Linked DNA regions of Homo sapiens: region 2 is linked to region 1. Evidence: read pairs that join two places in POLR2A ChIA-PET (ENCODE). Cell type or tissue: Panc1. All regions are shown on one strand. Links, peaks and the distances in the headings refer to the core of each region. The heading gives the core; the rest is flanking DNA. Region 1 overlaps CDKAL1 (CDKAL1 threonylcarbamoyladenosine tRNA methylthiotransferase). Region 2 holds the start of LOC105374966 (a long non-coding RNA gene).

Region 1 (10,508 bases), core at 3,254-8,253:
GTGTGGGAATTCTGGCAGTGCTAATTGCCTGGTTCCAAACGCCCAAAAGCCTAAAGCTGGTCCTGTCAAAGATTAATGTGAACTAAAATAGACTAAATACACCTATTCCTTTGTACAGAACATATTGTAGAGTAAGTCACAAAGATAAAGTCCATGTTAGCCTGGCTGGCTTGAAGCGATAAAACAGCCTTGTTGTGACAAGATTCAACACTCTCCCCTTTAAATGCCCTTTGCTTAAACTTTCAGAACTCTTTCTCACTTTGGAGAAAACTCAAGAATACTGAAGTGCCTCTTACCTGCTCATAGAATTGATTGTGTGCAACATAAAACTTGGAATCAAAAGATTCTTCTGTTACTAACACTTGTTGTCTTTCACCAATCTGTGGAGAGAAGGGGAGGGAAAGAAAGGAAAGATAAGGGTAAACACCTGTGAATCCAAAAATAAAAATAAAGGCTAGCCCAGGTAGGTCTGGACCAAGTAGCGTCTTCTTGAATTTAAAGTAGACTCTACATTGCTGGTTATTTAACAGCGAACCCTGTTCAAATCACGGATTCAAATTTTTTGAAAGACATTAATTATCTGGCAACATAAAATTAGCATAGTATAAACTCTTATTTTCTTACATAACTCTGAAACAGAATTTGATCTCCTTCAACATAAGTAAGATAATTAAAGCTTCTATGACATACAAAAATCTTCTAAATATCACTTTGTTTCCTGAAACAAAGTTGCAAAACAAGCCAGAACAAGCTGCTTCTAATCCAAATTCATGAAAATATTTTGGCAATATGAAAGAATAGTAATAAACATTCATTTGAGTTATGAGGGATGTAACACTAAAGAAAATGCCTCGGAAAACTAGTCATTAGGACCTTGCACCTCCACATTTCATATCTTACATACAATTCTGAAAGTACTGAGTAATTCACAGAGCTATTTACTTATTATATACATTTTCTCTGTCACAGGCAACTGTCTCTTTGCTGCAGTCATGACCCCATGTTCATTTATTATTTTTTAAAGAGAAAGACAGCAAAAACATGGAATTGCTAATTTTCCACAGAATTGATGTACATTATGATCTAGGCACCCATTTTTAATAGCAAAGAAGTAAATCAGCCAAAACAATGGGTAAAGAAGTGTGACTATTCTAAGGAAATTCTATAATTTCCAAGTTTATTCTACTGTGAAATGCAGCACTTAAGGTATCAAGTATTATTATTATTATTATTTTTTTTTTTTGAGACAGAGTCTCACTCTGTCACCCAGGCTAGAGTTCAGTGGCATGATCTTGGCTCACTGCAAATTCCGCCTCCCGGGTTCAAACGATTCTTCTGCCTCAGCCTCCCGAGTAGCTGGGATTACAGGCATGCGCCACTATGCCCGGCTAATTTTTATATTTTTAGTAGAGACGGGGTTTTGCCATGTTGGCCAGGCTGGTCTCGAACTCCTGACCTCAGGTGATCCGCCTGCCTCGGCATCCCAAAGTGCTGGGATTTCAGGCATGAGCCACCATGCCTGGACTCAGTTACTCTTTTTACAAGGTTGTCAAAATGTCTGATACAGCAAAACAACTGTACTGAATGACTGTGCCGGGGATTATTTTTACCAATGCTACTTAATAATTATGACCCCCCCAAATTAAAGCCCACTGGCAAGATAATTTTTTAAAATTCCTATTCTCATTTGTAGGGACTTGTCACCATGTTCAGGCGGTTACCATGAAGGAAACATAAACACAGCTGCACTAAATAGACCACCTAACAATTAAAAAACAAATCAAACTCCCCTCTCTATCATACAATGCCAGTACCTAAATACACCATAATTTACTATCTAGTTTACTATCTCATTCAAAATATAGCCCTCTTAGCCAAAAGTTGTAAGGTCTCTGAGATGACACTTACTAAAGACTCTTTTCACTGTCTGAAAAACAATGGAAGTTCTGGCAACATTAATCCCCTTAAAAAAATCAAGTGTAAAAAAAGAAATTTCCCCCAACTTCCATGTTGAGCTTCAATGGCTCTGTTTATCAAAAAGGGCTGGTGAATATTGGGTATCACTGAAGTATATTCTTCTAGAAGAAAACTTAGAATGTTTGCACACATTTCACAGTGTGAGTTGCTTATGACTTAGGATAAGTATCTGTCAATGGTTCTTAAGGAAATCTGCAATTACACTTCATTTAACATCAAGTTTTCAGGAAATTAACAACAATGTGAAATTGTAGAGCCACTGAAAACTATGCTGCTTCTTTCTTCTTCTTAGAATCAACGTGGAGAGTAAGGCCCATCATGTTTGGGCTGCTCTATTTCATCTGGAGATGATAACAATGACAGTAATATATACAGAGTTAAAAAGACTTGCTATGTTTATATAGTAGAAAGCTGGGCTTTTAATCAACCATAAGAGAACTATTTGTAGGTGAGTATTTAACTATTATTTGCCAAAGAGACTCAGGAGAACCGCAATGTGCACTAATTCATAGTGGCAAACACCTTTTCAGTCATCCTATTTGTGTCCTCAACTGAGGAGTCATCCTATTTGTGTCCCCAGTCTCATTGGCAAGGCCCTTAAAAATCTCCAGAGTGGCCGGGCCCGGTGGCTCATGCCTGTAATCCCAGCACTTTGGGAGGCAGAGGTGGGCAGATCACTTGAGTCCAGGAGTTTGAGACCGCCTGGGTAACATGGCAAAACCCCGTCTCTATAAAAAATACAGAAATTAGCCGAGTGTGGTGGTGTGTGCCTATAGTCCCAGCTACACGAGAGGCTGAAGTGGAAGGATTGCTTGGGCCTGGCAGATTGAGGGTGCAGTGAGTTGTGATCATTCTACTGCATTCCAGCATTGGTGACTGAATAAGACCCTGTCTCAAATAAATAAATAAATAAATAAATAAATAAATAAATAAATAAATAAATAAAAAAAACATCTCCAGAGGCCAGGCACGATGGCTCATGCCTGTAATCCCAGCACCTTGGGAGGCCAGGGCGGGTGGATCACTTGAGGCCAGGAGTTCGAGACCAGCCTGGCCAACGTGGTGAAACCCTGTTTCTACTAAAAATACAAAAGTTAGCCAGGCATGGTGACATGTGCCTGTAGTCCCAGCTACTTGGGAGACTGAGGTGGGAGGATTGCTTGAACCTGGGAGGCAGATGTTGCAGTGAGATGAGATTGCACCCCTGCACTCCAGCCTGGGTGACAGAGTGAGACTCTGTCTCTAAACAAAATCTCCAGAGCATACGGAAAAAAACTGAGCCTAGGAAGGCTAGGGCTTTGATCAAAAGCTGCTGCAATCCGTCCCCACTGCTTAAAATAAATATATGCATACATATATATTATAAATATATAAAACTTGCTTGAGCCCGGGAGTTGGAGGCTGCAGTAAGCTTTGATCATGCCACTGCACTCCAGTCTGGGCAACAGAGTGAGAACCTATCTCAACAAATGAACAAACAAAAAATAATAAATGCTTCCCTCAATATTTTTTAATGAATGAAGTCACACTGAAGTGAAAATCAAATACAACCTTTAAGAGAAACAACTATTCCAAATAATATTAAAGTCAACACTGAAGTTATGGAAGAATGAGTTCAGATGACATTCTGGAAGATGCAACTTCACCTTGGTTGCAAAGGAACTTGTGGGCTAAGGAAACATATACAAGCCTCAAATTTCTTTTTAAAATGAGCCACTTCCCCTACACTTTCTAGATGCTGTCTCTCCCACCCCATATGGTAGCCGTGTGTGGTTAAAGACCCTCACATAACAAAATTGAGAGTAATCATCCTGGCTTGCCATATCCAAACAGTGCCTCTGCTATCTGAGTAAGGAAGTTCTAGTCATAGAACTAAGGCAGGGCATCTGCAGAAAAGTGGCAAGGCTACAGATATCTTCAGGACTCTAAGACCACACCACTCAGTTATCTATTATGCTAATGGCAGAGGTAGTCCACTAGAAGGGATCAGAATTTGTCTTAAAGAGACTCTACACTCATCTGAGAAGCAAACTTCTATGGCTGCCTCACCGTCACTGACAGATCCTTGCCTAACAGCTGAAACTACCAACAGGAAAAGGTTACATCACTGTGAAAAATGGACAAAATCCTGCAAGTAAGGAAGAGGTTGAAAACCATGGTTCTCATAAAATGTGTGACTGGCAGCCTGCTATGGTTTGTCCCTGACAAAACTCATGTTGAAATTTAATTGACAATGTAACAGTGTTGGGAGGCAGTGTCCTTAAGATGTGATTAGGTCATTAGGATCAGTTAATGTCTTTCTCCAGGGACTGAGTTAGTTCTTGAGGGAATGGGTAAGTTCACATGAGAGCCTGGTGTTATAATGTGAGGCTGCCTTTCGTGTGTGGTCTCTTTGAAAGCCCTTCTGCTTTCTGCTGAGTTGAAGCCCTCACTAAATGGGTTGCCTGATCTTGGACTTCTCAGCCTCCAGAATCATGAGCCAAATAAACTTCTTTTCCTTATAAATTATCCAGTCTTGGGTATTTTGTTATAGCAACAGAAAATGAACTAAGACAGAGCACAATGTAATTGTTCAGCAGAAATGTTTAAGATACAACTGAAATTCTAAGTCCAAAGAATGGTCTGGTGGGTGGCGTCAAGAGAATTGTAACATTCAAGGATAGGAAGAAAGGGGAAAGTGATGGATGGACAATGAAAGGTCAGAAGCAGAAGCACACAGTTCTAGCAGAACCCAAGGGAAAAAAGTCTGAAGAGGGTTCTTTGAAATCAACAGATGCCACATATATGGATTGGTCAGTAGGGGACAAAGACACAGGGTCTGAGTGAGATTATTTTTGAGATGAAAGAGACCTGACTATGTTTTGGGCCTTCACTTTCCTCATCTAAAAATGAGAGGTTGGTAGAAGTGGGACGGAAGTAGGGAGAAGAGAGTAGGGCTGTTGAAGGGGAGGTGGATTACAATATTTAAAGATCTTTCAATTGTGAAGTTTAAGTCATTGTTGAAGGTAGATCTGTAGGCTGCGGATCAGCACATCCAAAGGTTTCATAGGAATTAGCTGAAGGAAATTATGTACTCTAATCAAGCCTGTCTCTCTCTTGTTCTCTCTCTCTCTCTCTCTTTTTAAACAGTAAATGTATGCTTACAGCCCTCTGCAAATTACAGCTACCTTCTTGGTGTACTTAAACCAACAACTTGATTTTCAATACAGTACCTGCCAGGAAACAATTACAAGGTGTCTCAAGAGGCTATTGAGTGTCTTGAAGTTTCCTTAAAGAAGCCTGCCAAAATCTCAACAAAGCTTGGCTGGGTGTGGTGGTGGTTCACACCTGTAATCCCAGCATTCGGGGAGGCCAAGGTGGGAGAATCATGTGAGGACAGGAGTTAGAGACTAGCCTGGGCCACATAGCAAGACCTCGTTTCTACAAAAAAATAAAAAAAATTAGCAGGGTGTGGTGGCGCACACCTGTAGTCCCAGCTACTTGGAACACTAAGGCAGGAGGATTGCTTGAGAGTCCAAGAGTTCAAGGTTGCAGTGAGCTATGATTGCACAGCTGCATTCTAGCCTGGGAGACAGAGAAAGATCCTATCTCTAAAAAAAAAAAAAAAAAAAAAGGAACTCTCAACAAAGTATTTTCTTGTAATCCTAAGAAAGATGTCCTTTTCCTTCTGATTTGTTTATAGGCATATAGTTTATGGCTGGTTAAATAAAATGATGTTTATTTAATTTCTGTAACATGCTAGAGGTTAAAAGCTTCTGTTGAGAATACAAATGCTATAGTATTTCCAAGGGAAACTCAGTTTCCATTTACAAAGCTTTGCCTTTTAAGAGATCTGTCAGGAAAGTAACTGATTGTAGTAACTTGATTGTAGCTCTCTGAAGTAAGGGACAATTCTTACCTTCAGAGCTTATTCCTTTACTGAATTCAGTTCTATGGACTTTTGAAAGTGGCTGTTGGTTCTGGCACCTGCTTTAACAAGCTAGGCATACTTTACAATTTATTCATCAAATGTAAGTAGAGAAAGTAATTTTTTCCTAGGATGTACAGAACTTCATTTCATCATTTTAACGTTATTTAAAGATATTTTATGAAAAATGAATTATGGCCGGGCGCGGTGGCTCACGCCTGTAATCCCAGCACTTTGGGAGGCCGAGGCGGGTGGATCATGAGGTCAGGAGATCGAGACCATCCTGGCTAACAAGGTGAAACCCCGTCTCTACTAAAAATACAAAAAATTAGCCGGGCGCGGTGGTGGGCGCCTGTAGTCCCAGCTACTCGGGAGGCTGAGGCAGGAGAATGGCGTGAACCCGGGAAGCGGAGCTTGCAGTGAGCCGAGATTGCGCCACTGCAGTCCGCAGTCCGGCCTGGGCGACAGAGCGAGACTCCGTCTCAAAAAAAAAAAAAAAAAAAAAAAAAAAAAAAAAAAAAAAAGAAAAATGAATTATAAAAATATTCCTGTAAAACTATCCCTTGCTTTCTCTGACTCGGTCACTAAAGTGAAGGAAGGCGCAGGAAACGTCTCTACAAGACCCTGCATTACTGCTGACCTCTCAGGGCTGCTGGGAAACACGGCCCCCAGCTGTGAAAGAATGAGTGTGCTACAATTTTCTAGGCCTTGTTGAAAAGATATGAGAAAAGCTCTTATACTTTTTTTTTTTTTTTTAATGAAAACCACAAAGGCAGAAAATAAAAGCAGTATTCCCCTAGACAGACAAAGAAAGTAAGATGTTGGAGGGAGCTTAGCAATCTCTCTGATTTCACAGGGAGAGAACTAAGGTCTGGCAAGATGGGTGATTTGCTCAGTGGCAGTGGCAGTGGCAGAAGAAAGGGAAGTCTTTGAACTCTTCCCACTACTCAATGCTTCCTATTTAATTGCTAGCTGTGGAAAACTTACAACATCACGGATCTAATTCTGCAGTGTATGACTTTTCCTTGAGCAGAGAAACGTCTGTGACAAACAAATAGCAATGTTTTTAAATTCAATTTTGGGGTAGATTTTTCAGTAAGTTACATAATCAGCTAGCTGTGTCATTTGTGTCACATCTATGCTTAAATTTCCCAAGTGCCTGAAGTTGTGAAAAACATCAGTTCTAACCATATGGCCAGAGAGTGCAGATAAAACACACACTTGCATTTAAAAAGCAGTGGTTTCCAACAGAATTTGGTTGCTGAATGAATGGTCCTCAAGTACACTCTAAGTCATCATTTGCCCTGAAACAAACAATATTCTACAAGGCTATATAAGGATATAAAGAGAGAAACAGAATTGTGTGAAGAAACGCAGACATTACTCAAATTAAACAAAGACATCAGGGTATTTGGGCTAATACTTTTAACTCAGTAAGAAATGTTGCTTGCAAAAGTATTCTTTGGACTAGAAAAAGCAAAAGGTTTCTCTTAAACTCATATATGGCTTTAAACATAAACTGTATGTAAAGTTGCTCTTCTCTTTATAACTTTTTTTTCTTCTTACTTTCACTTTACTTAAACAGAAAGCCTGACGTGGCTTTGGAAAATAATGTCAATCAATTTCTATTCTGAGATGCTGAGTTACAAAAAGATTTCAATATTACTATTTAAATAGAGTAACAAAAAATTCACAAAGGACGTAGATATATGGACCTGTGTAAGATAGACATTTGTTTCTTGAAAATGGTGTTAAGGAAGAAAGAAACTATTTTGTTTCCCTTTAAGAGCTGCTGACAATTATTTTTTCTGTCCATTCTCTTCCTAAGGCAAAGATTAAAACACATATCAGCCCGGGCGCAGCGGCTCACGCCTGTAATCCCAGAACTTTGGGAGGCCGAGGCGGGTGGATCACCTGAGGTCAGGAGTTCAAGACCAGCTTAGCCAACATGATGAAACTCCATCTCTACAAAAATACAAAAATTAGCCAGGTGCGGTGGCAGATGCCTGTAATCCCAGCTACTCGGGAGGCTGAGGCAGGAGAATCGCTTGAACCTGGGAGGCAGATGGTGCAGTGAGCTGAGATCACGCCATTGCACTCCAGCCTGGGCGACAAGAATGAGACTCCGTCTCAAAAAAAAAAACAAAAAAAACCCCACACATATCAAAAGTTCCTGTAATCATTTACATCATGGTTCTAATAAACTTGAATTTTATCTGTGCTTATCCTACAGAATATTCTGACATGCTATTTCTGCAGCTAAGTTTTGCCTTTTATTGTAGAAAATAAAATACAATTTTTCGACCTGACTGGTTTCTGAATGTATGACTCTGGGAAATGTCAAATGTCTTTCTTTAGCTCCAGTCAAATTAGTTTTTTTTTTTCCCCCCTAAGCTGCCTGGAACATGTTAAATACAAGGCTGTGACCTTCAACTCTGAAATAATATTTCTAGTGTCTGTGCAAAAGCCTGCCCTCACATACACCTTTAGACTAATTACTGCAGTGTAATGTTGCCAGTGAACCGCTGTAATTACACTTGGAGAAAAGTATGGTCTTGTTCTTTCCTAGCTAATGAAAATGATAACCTTTCCATTTTGATTCCTCATTCACAACAGGCAGAGCACGCGATGCTGGGTCTCCTGGGTATACAGTAATTTTCCTGACTGTTTATGCTCACTTCTATTTTCTGGCCCTGCAGAAGCTGGAATTAAAGAACCAGGCATACTTATGCTAAAAACGGTCAACAGTAATAATAGCAATAACATTAAAATTTAATATCATCCTTACTCCACAATGCCATTCTATAATGAAATAGGGCCATGACACAAGAATGTGTGTCAAAAATGATGATAGCATAGAAAACAAGTAATGAGCCTTTAAGTCCATCGTATTCAAAATGCTAGCCATCAATTTGTTGGTCTACTTAAGGGTTCTTAAGAGAAGATGTTGGACAGTTTATTCTCAAAGCGCTAGACTGGTTAACTGATTCTTAAACAATGACAAAAAAAGGCATTCATTAGATTATTTGAAAACATTGTCCTCTGTGGAAAAAAAATTCTTTAGATACACTTATTAATAGATATAAATGTACTCAAAAGGGGAAGAATGTTCCTTTGAAGTGGAGTAGCCATATTTTTAAGTATATATGCTTATCTATTAATTGCCATGAGTATCTTAGTAGCTTTATTTCTTCTTTCTTTGCATTTCAGAAATAACCTAAGTAGAAAGAAAAATTGTAAAACAATTTGGCTTTTCAAAAGTTATTCTTCCCTTCTTTGTGCAGTGATACAAGATACAAAGACCAGGCCCGAGGCAGTTCTACTGAATCAGACCATGAAGTTTCTTCTAACAAGAATCTCCTTGTGCTTTTCTTCACGCTGGTTGGTTTTCTTCTAGCCGTGTCTACCCCAGTAAGAGGAAGACAATCCGAGGTAGTCTCTTCCCAGCTGGGGGCAAAATCCCATTCTTAGTAACAAAGCTATTTTCATCTGCTGATCGAGAGCCAATAGTAAGAGCAAATAGTTACACAGGAAATGCCACACTGATGCCTTCCTGCCTGGCGTCAGGGATCCAAATCTAGTGCTACCTAAACTGCCAGTTCAAAAAGCAGCTGCATTTTAACCACCTGCCTGTACATTCTGAGTATTCTAGAGCATTCAAAGGTATTGCCTATAAAGCTTTTTGTGGAATTAAAAAAAAAAATTGTGGTAAGAACATATAACATGAAATCTACCCTCTCAACAAACCCAAACAAGTTGACCCTCCTATCACAGAGCCGGCACAAAGTACATCAGGTCTGTTTTTCCCCACACTGGGCAAGCTCTGTCATGCCCAGGCAGCCTGGGAAAGTGCTCAATATTGAAAACTGAAGTTCTATGGCCAGATACTGCCAGTAAGATCTATCCATGAGATCTGATTCATGGAAAGGGCCCATGGAGCCAACACTGGATATAAGTGTAGAACTTTTTTATGAAAAGCGCAAACCTAAAAATTGAACAGAATTTCCGTTCACTTCCACCCTCTTGATCTATTCCCACTGGTCTCTCTCAGCCATTACTTGGCAAGTCTAGGCCAGTCTTCTTTGAGAGCAGATTCTCAGAAAGGGACCTACTCATAAAAGTAGGTTGTGCATCTTAAATAGATACAATTTTATTTGTCAGTTGAAAAGATGAAAAAGAAGAAGCCACAAAATACTTGGAGGAAATATAAATTATTAGACATGTAACGTGTTGATGAAACATTTTTAACATAATGCTATGTTGCCATAAATGAGAAGTTTTTAACTACTGATTAAAAAAAGTATATTAAGATTGTCATAAACAAAGTCAAAAAGCAAATAGAAAAAAATTGCAAGTATGACATATATACTAATGACATGTTATAGGTTATATAATATGAAGAGCCTTTACAAAACAGTAAGAAAACAATAAATGTTCCCAACAGAAAAACAAACTGCTAAAAAAGCAATTCAAAACCAAAAATCTAAATTATCTACATACAGCACATATGTGAAAAAAGTTTCACTTAATTTTCAACGAATAAACACTAAAATAAGGAAATGTCCTTTTTTTTCACAAATGGGCAAAAATATGTATGAAACTGGGCTGTGCTTCTGGGAAAAAA
Region 2 (10,508 bases), core at 3,773-8,772, 50 kb after region 1:
TTAGCCAGGCCTGGAGGTGGGGCATGCCTGTAATCCCAGCTACTTGGGAGGCTGAGGCAGGAGAAACGCTTGAACCTGAGAGGTGGAAGTTGTGGTGAGCTGAGATTGTGCCACTGCACTCCAGCCTGGGCAACAGAGTGAGACACTGTCTCAAAAAAAAAAAAGTTTTTTGAAGTAAATTACATTTCCTGTTCTACTGTAACTCCTTGTCCTCCAAATGTTTACTGACAGTAAGCTTCTTGAGGTAGGCTTCTATCTTAATGGTTTGTATCCCTAAGCACCCAGCAGGCACACAATATATACTGATATCTCCTTTATAATACTAAAGCTAATGTCCCTTATGCTACAAGATGTAAAACTTCATCCTAGTATAATAAGACTTTTAACTAAAAATTCAGTCTTCACTTCATACAGTTTATTCTTTTTTAGTCATGAATGGTAATCTTTTAAAATTGAAAAGTATGTGTACTTATTTTTGGTGAATTAGTCTACAGTTTGCCTTGTGTCTTGCCTATTCCTCTCCCTGAAACAAAATTTTATTATTTATTTCTATAAACTTTTTAATCAATATACTATCACTCTTTGAAATTACAGATGCTTTAAAACTTACCATTTTCTTCAACTTTGAAAACATAATCAGTGTTTTTTAAAAGCCTGAAGCAGTAGTTACTAGTAAAAAAAAGAAAAATATATCCAGAAAAATCTGTAATTAAAAAAATAGGATAAAATACCTATTTATTTGGAACTCTCAACTACAACACTGTGATTCTGTGCTTTGTTCAGGATATACACAACACTGAGAAACAAATCCTTCTGAATTTCATAAAACAACCACACATTCTTCTGTATATGCTCTGTTGTCTATGAATTAAGTTATTTAGATTTTTTGACTAGCTGGTGATTAATAGGTGATTAATACTTTCTACTAGGTTGGATTTTTTTAGAAGGATTAATTAAGAGTATTTATAAGGTGGGGCAGAAAAGGACAACCCCAAATTCACAGTTCTAAGTCAGTCCAGGATTTTCACTTCATGGCTCCTCAGATCACAGTCCCTTCCCTTTTGGTTCATTCATAAACACTCCCACCTTCCTGTCTGCCTTCCCATCCCGCTCCGAAACAAAACATTTATTAACTGAAGCTTCCAACTGTGACAGAAATTACAGTCATGTTAATGGTACAGATGGTGTAAAAAATGCAATCTAAAAACATGATTAAAAAACTCAGGAGCTAGGTAAGCCAAGTTCATCTCAGATATGGCTGACCAGACATCTATGAGGAAGGAAATACACTTTTTTGGTTAATTAGTTTGCTTTTATCCATCCCCGTAATTAGAACATGCTTTCCGCCTACTTAATCCTAAAACAGTCATTAGATTTAATAAACCTTTCTAGACTGCCACAAATGAGAAAATGAATTAGTTAAAAAGTAAGCATTAAGCTGTACTAGCAATATGATCATAACATTCTGTGAATAAAAATGCTTTTGTTTAATTAAAGACAAAAAAAAATCATTTTATAGCTTGTTGCAAAAGATTATACATGATTTTTTCCTTCTTCCTCACGTTGCTTCATAAGGTAGTAAAAACACCAGTGTTGCCTCCACAGATTTTATTTTGCCAAATGGAAGTGATTATTAATCATTCTTTCCAGAAATCAACCCATAATTAGCTTCTTCTCAAGTCAAAGTAAAGTCAGGATCCCACAGGACTCAAGGAGAGAGGGTGGTCTTGGTTGCAGGGCACTAACCAGGAAGCTCAGCTTTGATCACTATCAAGGCTCTTGTGAATTAACAGTGGACAATGGACACAGAGCTACAAGTTAGCATTTGTTATTCTTATTATTTCCACCTCTAAGCCTTTGTGTGATGGTCTGATCTCCCACGGAGTCCAGAATGGCCCCATTACCCCCATCATATTCTATTTGCCAATCTCATAAGGAAGTTAGTTACTCGGGTGTTACGTTTTGGATGATCAAATATTAAAACCATTTTTAAAAGTAAAAAGCAACATACTAATAAAGTTGTGGACTCAAGCTTTCCAGGTTTTTATCTGGTTGAGCATTCTTTATACTAAATAAAATTATCTTTTTTATTTATCCAGAAACATTGGGGGAAAAAAATGACCTTATGTATTAAAAACTCGAAATGGTCCTTGCCTGGACTTGGTGATGCTTGCACAGCAAAAGACTACCTGTTGGACCGTAGGTTCTAGGTATTCACTTCCCCCCCACCAGTCAATCCCCTGCCTGTGCTTGCTGAAGAAGCCTTTGGTCGTGGCGTCCATAAACATTATTGCTGATGGACCATGGACACGTGCAGGCTTCCAAAAATGTAGACTTGGATCTGAATCAGACAGGAAAACTATAGGGGAAAACAGAAGCTTTATTTTGATTATAGAACCAAAGAAATCTTGGATAGAAAGGTAAACTCAAGAGTATCTTTTTTTTTTTTTTTTTTTTTTGAGACGGAGTCTCGCTCTGTCGCCCAGGCTGGAGTGCAGTGGCGAGATCTTGGCTCACTGCAAGCTCTGCCTCCTGGGTTCATGCCATTCTCCTGCCTCAGCCTCCCAAGTAGCTGGGACTACAGGTGCCCACCACCACGCCCAGCTGATTTTTTTGTATTTTTAGTAGAGATGGGGTTTCACCATGTTAGCCAGGATGCTCTCGATCTCCTGACCTTGTGATCCGCCCGTCTCGGCCTCCGAAAGTGCTGGGATTACAGGCGTGAGCCACCACGCCGGGCCAAATTTAAGAGTATCTTAGAGGGACCAGTCTATCCCACAAATAACACTAGAGGCTGTCAAAAAGAGTTTTCCTCCTCTCTCCAATGTTTAACCTTAAGGTCCAATTGGCTCTTTCCACCTTTATTCTGAGCCGAACCTACCTGAATTTGAAGGATAGATTAGAAAGGTTAGGGTCAGAAATCAAAAACACCCTTTCCTCCTGGGCTCTGGGACGTGAACTGTGATTTTTTTTGGTCAATTTTTATGAAGAATGGTACTCCACGAAGACATTAGTCGTTCATGTCAGCCATCTAATTTAATGATTAAATTAATCATTCTAATTTAAGAGCAGAGAAAAATCCAAGACCCAGAAAGCACGTGTTGGAGCTCAGACAAATGCCTGGTCCCTGATACCTAATGCAGTATTTGACGATGTTTTATTTTACTGGGCAACTGTAGTGCATGCAGTCCAGACCCATTAAGGAGAGGAGGAGGATGTAACATTGGATATTAGCAGTTTAGAAGGGTACAATCTCCAAGCCAGTTTTCACATGAATTAATTTTATTAAAAAATGTTACATTCTAGTCCACTAGAACCTTTAGGAAATACCACTCTTTGTGTTGCCTATTGTCAACAGTACTGAACTATGGAATCAGCCATAAACCAGCCATGTAATTTTATTTTATTTTTGAGGCAGGGTCTCACTCTGCAGCCCAGGCTGAATGCAGTGGCGTGATCATAGTTTGCTGCAGCCTTGAACTCTTGGGTTCAAGTGATACTGCCATGTCTGCCTCCTGAGTAGCTGGGACTACAAGTGTATGCCACCAGGCCCGGTGAATTTTTGATATTTTGTAGAGATGGGATCCTGCTACGTTATCCAGGTTGGCAGCCGTGCAATTTTAGACAGAGACTTTGCTTCTTTGGACTGTGAAGTGGTTAAAGTGATCTGTGTGATTCTTTCTAATTACTTGATATCACTCTATTCCCTAACATCACAGATTGCAAATCTGATTTACCATTCTTTGTTGACATTAACTTGGTCCCCTAAAAAGCAGCTAGGAATTAGGAATAAGCTGATCCTTCACAAGTGAGGTGGAATAAAAGAGATGTGTGTGAAGATGGGCACTTGACCTAGGGGTTACTAGAGAATTCTAGTTTTCTGGGATGTTGCTAACCAGTTTCACAGGAGGAGGGGAAAAAAATCTTTTCTCATAATACTGTTACAAAGCTTTTGGAATTTTTCTAAGGAGTTACTACAAAGGAGATATTTATTCTAAATGTGAAAAGATCAGCTCAGCAAATGAAGACATTTACTTTATTACCATAATTTAACATTTTTATAGACTTTCTGCTCTTCATCATTGAGAACAAACATGAAAATCTGCACACTTTCAACAGTTAGGACATTGTTCTGAGAAGGAAAACGTGACTGCCTGGAAATAAAGGCTGTGAATCAAGTGCATGCAAATGAGCTCCATGCCACCCAGCTCTGCAGCCCTCCTAGAAACATGTGTAAGACATTACAATCCTGAAGGCTCTGGGCAGCCTAAGGGGACATGACCACCTAGGGCTCAAGCCTAGCAAAGCAGAACTTATTCTGGACACGTCATGAGGTTGAAATCACTTTTTGTAAATCTCAGATTTAAAGCAAATAAGAATACTTCAAGCAGAAAATCTTAGAAAATATGTAAAGCTAGGGCACATCCCTTATCTCCCTCCTCACCCCACACTCAATTTACCTGTTCTCATCTTTTTTATTTGTTTGTTTGTGTTTTCTTTTTGGAGACAAGGTCAGTCTCACTGTGTCACCCAGGCTGGAGTGCAAAGGCATAATGATCATGGCTCACTGCAGCCTCCACCTCCTGGGCTCAGGTGATCCTCCTACCTGAGCCTCCCAGGTAGCTGGGACTATAGGTACATGCCACCACACCCAGCTAATTCTTTTTTTTTTTTTTTTGGTATTTTTTGTAGAGATGGGGTTTCACCATGTTTCCCAGGCTGATCTCTAACTCCTGGTCTCAAGCAATCTGCCCACTTTGGCCTCCAAAGTGCTAGGATTACATACGTGGGCCACCATGCCTGGCCTATCTTCAGTTTTTAAGGACCAACAGGTGATTCAGTATAAAATGTCACAGGAATGCCAGAATCCATTCCCAGTATATGAAACTGCACTCCGCTGACCACAGCACAGTATTTAGCATTCAATAGTTGCTTTAAAAACAGTTGTTCATTTATGTGACTTTACTCTGCTGCAGGGAATATAACATTTGCATGTCTAAGCTCTATTGCATTTGACCTTCACAACTCTGTGAGGCTGGCTAATAGGATGCAGTGTAATTTTATGCCACTTTCACAGATCAGAAAACTGAGGACCAAAGAAGTCAAATAACTTGTTTGAGAGTTATTTGGCTAGGTGGTGAGATGATTCATAGGTAAAGTACTTTGTAGAAAGTACTACACAAATGAAAGTAACTAACATGATGATTTGGGCACATATCTATAAATAAGGCAAAATTTAAAACTTCACATGGAATGGTATCTCAGTCTTTTCTGAATATAACATACCTACTAAAATTGTGCTGTTTTTTTTTTACCATCCAACTCTCTCTTCCCTTAGCCATAAATGAGGGGCTACTCCCACTTTACAGCAGAATGGCAGGCTACTCAGTATCGTGAGATGCACCATTCCAGAACCTGAGTCGATCCAGACAGGCTGTCACCGGGTATTCAACAGAGAGCAGCAACAATTACCCTCCCGACTAGGGTCCCTTGAGACACAGGTCTGGAGAATTCTGGCATGAAGAAACAGAGTTTGTGACAATCAATAATCTTTCAGGTTGACTTAATGTGGAAAGAAAACAGCATTAAACAATTATGCTGCACATGAACATGCTATATAAGAGGGTATAGTTGATCATTTTTATGGTTTCATAAAAATTCATTTGCTTTTGGGTGTTACAAACACACTAGGAAACTGAAACATCTAACACAGGCAAGGCACCACCTAAAAAATAAAAGCCTGACAAATTAAGAAAATAAAATATCAATTTCTAACCCAAACCACATCAAGTCAATTTTGTTTGAAAACAAAAACTAAGCTTTTGTCTAAGGCTGCTAGTCACCCTCATTTTTCTTCAACAGAAAAATTAACAAAGGAACTTTTGTGATGAAATGCTAATATTAAAGGTTTATAGGGTCCTACCTTACACTCCTGAGATACACTTGCTTTCATGACACAACACTTACATGGAAAAGAAAAAAAACCTACAGACTAGAGAAACGTTGAGAGAAAAACAAACTTTGAGAGATTTGTTACTGTGTGTGTTTCTAACTTTCCTAATTTAGGGTATACTGACTTATGCTATTGCTGCTTTTATTTTTGATCTTCTGGCAAAATTGTGTTTTTAGCTTCTAAGAGGTGAAATATGACTAAATGAAGTACAAATTCAGAGAGAAGGATTAGGGCAAAGAAGCAAATTAACTACGTTCCCTACATTTTGAGCCTGATAGAATGATTATTTGGCTACATGCTGCATAGATCATGCATTTTTCTCTGTAACAAGGCAAATTAGATATTTATGCTTCTATTCCAAACAAAGCAGACACGCTGTCTGGCAGGATTTTTTTCTACACTAGTTAGAACTCTTGTAAGTAAAGCTTATGAGTTTTATCACATGGCACTTCAACCCTGCTACACATAAACAATCTTTATGAGGGTCATACTGCTTCTTACTTAACAGTCAATAAATGTACCACTACCATTACCATCTTCAACTTCTTCCAATAATGTTGTAAAAGTAACGTTGCCTTGCTTGAATTTGCACACAAACTAGTTCATATTTACTCTTTAAGGCTGCAGTATTACATTTTGTACTTCTCTTTTTCTCCTAAAGCATTCTATTCGTACTTTGGTCCATGCTTTTGGTTCAAATTGTCAACAACACTGCTCATGTCTGAATCTTCATAATACCTGGCACTATGCTCCTCTTATCCTAGGCATGTTGGCCACTGCCTCCCATAACCTGCTGAGTTGCTGCCAATGAGGGTCCTTATCCTATGAATCCAGCCAGTCTCATTTAGTTCTTGAGCTCATCATCATCAGAATGGAGGGTACATTGGTGGCCACCAGTCCACCAGGAGGTAGGTGCTAGCCTTAGTTATGTTACCATAAACTCTACTGTTTGGGTAAAAACTGGGCACCCCAGATTCTATGGTGTCCCAGTCTCCTGCCAGACTGGCTTGATCCAGATGAGCAGATTTTTTTTTTTTTTTTTCATATGGCAGCTCTGGCTAAGTACTATTGCCTTACCTAGAACACTAGGTACTCAGAGAGGACCCTGTTCTACCTGCTTGCCTCTATCTCAAGTAAGCCATTCTCTTGCCAAGAGGGGAGAAAAGGAAGGAAGGAACTGGCAGCAAATTTCTGATTCTTTGGCATCTAACTTGGAATCTGGTACAAAACACAGTCATTGCTGGGAACACCTAGACCAGTCTGGTGCACACTACTGAGGACCAGCTATTTAAATGTTTTTCCTTCCTTCTTTTTTTTGGAAAAAAAAATTTTGGATCCACCAGGAACCAATTGATTTATAAGATATGATAAAGATTAATGACTAGAAAAAATGGCATTAAAGACAAGCACCAATGTTTTCAGTATAAGATTTAAGAGACACAAAATTATTCTGTCAAATTCCTAAATGCTTACTCCAACTTCTGTAGTTACCTCATTTTGGGTCAATATGTTTGTGGACTGGCTGGGTCCAAGCTCCAAACTTTGAACAGTGTTGGCTGGGTCCCTCCTACTACATATCCCATTCACAGTCTTAAGGGCTACTGAGCGAATAAAGCCTGAGCTAACCCTTTTATGTGGATAATTTCTCTACCCCTTCTTCCTACTTCACTCCTAAGGTTTCTTCCCCATCCATAATGCCAGTGTTGCTTCATGCCAAGACTCTTCCTTGGCATAAAGTTATGAGGAATACACAGTGAATATCTGCCAAATGAACTAATTCCTGCCTGACAATGTCATGGATTGAGTCATTCATTCAAAAATTATTAAGTACCCACTATGTGTCAGGCACTGAGTGAATCGCGGGGACATACACCTTATTCTTAAGTAGGTTTTAGTCTAGTGGGAGGACATGAAAGTAAATAACCATAATTCACTGGGACAAATGTCCTGGCAGAGGGAAGCACAGAGTGCTTTGAAGGCACGTAAAGATGCCACATATTCCAGGCTGGGTTTGTAAGAAGCAAAGGCTTCGTGGAGGTGCCTGGGCTGAGTGAGTCCTGAAGGATTAAAAAACATTTGCTAGAAGAGAAAGTAGGTCAGGAGCCTAAGAAATAAAATCTGCAAAGATGTAGAAGTAGACAGAGCTTGGCATGATCCAGAACGAAGTAGCTCAGTAAGGATTAAATATAGCGTGCAAGGGGGGAGTGGTGAAATATAAGGCTTGTGTAGTGATATGGTTTGGCTGTGTCCCCATTCAAATCTCAACTTGAATTGTAACTCCCAGAATTCCCATGTGTTGTGGGAGGGACCCAGGGGGAGGTGATGGGTCCCGTGCTGGTCTTTCCCGTGCTATTCTCGTGATAGTGAATAAGTCTCATGAGATCTGATGGGTTTATCAGGGGTTTCCGCTTTTGCTTCTCTCCTCATTTTCTCCTGGCGCCGCCATGTAAGAAGTGCCTTTTGCCTCCCGCCATGATTCGGAGGCCTCCCCAGCCATGTGGAACTGTAAGTCCAATTAAACCTCTTTTTCTTCCCAGTCTCGGGTATGTCTTTATCAGCAGCCTGAAAACGGACTAATACACATAGCAAGCAGGACAAGTTTTTAAGGAACCCAGTGTTTTTTAATGCTGAGCGCTAGCGGTACTGTGAGCACAACAGTGCTTTGCTGTGACAGACTGTGCTGTGCAACATTTAGCATGTTTAGCATCTCCGGCCCCTGGGAGCGTAATGCCAGTAGCACCACTAGCAACGACCAAACCCTCCCTATTTCCATATAGCCCCTTGATAGAGTGACACCGACCCTGACTGAGAACCTTGGGTAGATGGATAATTTGGTCAGAAAGTGGGCAAGTCTCTTAAAAACATGCAGTGATACCAGTTTGACTGAATTAAAGTTTTATCATAAAGGGATGCCCAAGGCAGGTGGGGAGGACATCAGGCACGTCCAAGATGTGTCCAAAGAAAACCATGTCTGGCTCCTCTAGTGTTTACATTTGGTCTCAATGCAAGTAATTTGCAAGTAGCTTTGCCGTAAATACAATTCCAGTCGGCAAGAGTTTACTTAGAAACTATTCAATGTCAACTACTAGCCTAGGTTCCTTTAAGGGTGTTCAAAGACATAAGACATAGTCCTTACCCTTGAGAAATGTACAGTCTAGTTGCTAAGATATAATTAAGTGAACACACCAAGGCAGTATATAATCCAGTGTTTGACAGTGTATCATTCATGTTTCATGGGAACATTTAGCAATTAAGTGAATTCCTCTATATTCCTCCTCCTTGATCTTCTGTATCTACCCAAATCCTCTATCAGAACAGTACAACAAAGAAAGAAGCAAAAAGTCAGCAGAAAGCTGAGATTATCAACAATTATCTGTGCGTTTTTGCAGTCTTTCCCTTATTAGGGATTGTGAAGAAAATACCCTTGTAATTTACCTGAGGGGAAAAAAAGGTATTTTTGTTTGTAATACATTATCTTCATTATTAATGAGATTTTCATTTGCTTTCAGATATTTTCTAAAAGTAAAGACTTTAAAGAAAGGCACAGGAGGCTGGGAGCAGTGGCTTACATTTGTAATCCCAGCACTTTGCGGGGCTGAGGCCGGAGGACTGCTTGAGTCCAGGAGTTTGAGACCAGCCTGGGCAACACAGTGAGACCCCATCTCTACAAAAAATTAAAAATTAGTTACACGGTGGTGCGTGCCTGTAGTCCTAGCTACTCGGGAGGTTGAGGTGGGAGGATCATTTGACCCTGGGAGGTTGAGGCTGCACTGAGCCACGTTCACACTACTGCACTCCAGCCTGAGAGACAGAGACCCTGTTTCAAGGGGAAAAAAAGGCAAGAAAGGAAAGGCACAGTAAAACTGATTTTGCACTAAAGGTAGAAGTTATTTTTCTCTACCTTTTCTTGCTCTTTAAGTCTTTCCTGGGACATGTTGATGACCAGGAATAACTGTAGCTAGTAGTTCTGCTGTAAGTAACATCCTCTGTTCTGTTCCCAATTCCCTTCCTTGATGACATTGTGCATTTTACTGGATGACTTGGTCACAAGTGAAATGGGTTTCTGCCAGAAGGGAACAGTTTCCAGTGATTTGTGGATCTCTTTGTGGGTCAGAAGTCATCAAAAGTAGCCACTTAAAGGTGAAAGAGCCAATTAAAAATAATATTCAGGGACATCATAATTGACATGTTCCAGAAAGTCTGCTGGAAAACAGAAAGGTTCACTAACACATGAGAATCAACAATTAGTAGCTAATACTTTGGCTTAAATCCCAACTCTTCTGCTAAAATGAAAATAGCCAGGGAGACTCTCCTATTGACCCTTTTCAATAATGTATATCTTGTAATGGACGTGCCTCTCACATTCTCTCTTGAAAGCAGGCTTGACTGTGCATGACTGGAGACAGTGCGAGGTCGCCGAGTCCATAAGCAGCAAGAAGGGCACACAGAAGGAGAAAGGAGAAGCTTGCTGCCGGAGGAGACAAACTGGACTTTACAGTGTTCTCCGGGGTGGGACCTGACTTTGACCTCATGTATACAGATGGGCCTGACTGAG

Evidence for each region. Peaks named below come from ENCODE experiments on the same cell type or tissue, not always from the same donor. Only the 100,000 strongest peaks of a DNase experiment are listed, where the experiment ranks them.
Region 2: POLR2A ChIA-PET joins it to region 1 with 12 read pairs; 6 of 35 experiments call an interaction of 5 or more read pairs at or near these places.

Annotation. Positions count from the first base shown.
Region 1 is chr6:21,187,893-21,198,400 of GRCh38, reverse strand. It overlaps CDKAL1 (CDKAL1 threonylcarbamoyladenosine tRNA methylthiotransferase), which reads right to left. Exons shown (of 16, transcript NM_017774.3): 14 at 297-380. Among named protein-coding and RNA genes, the nearest start is that of LINC00581, 320 kb to the left of the region's middle. In Panc1, for the core only: no CTCF peak of the experiment used is centred there; no DNase peak of the experiment used is centred there.
Region 2 is chr6:21,138,802-21,149,309 of GRCh38, reverse strand. The region is part of intron 13 of CDKAL1 (CDKAL1 threonylcarbamoyladenosine tRNA methylthiotransferase); the gene reads right to left. LOC105374966 (a long non-coding RNA gene) reads left to right here and starts at 8,375. Exons shown (of 3, transcript XR_926569.4): 1 at 8,375-8,458; 2 at 9,463-9,603; 3 at 10,334-10,508. In Panc1, for the core only: no CTCF peak of the experiment used is centred there; no DNase peak of the experiment used is centred there.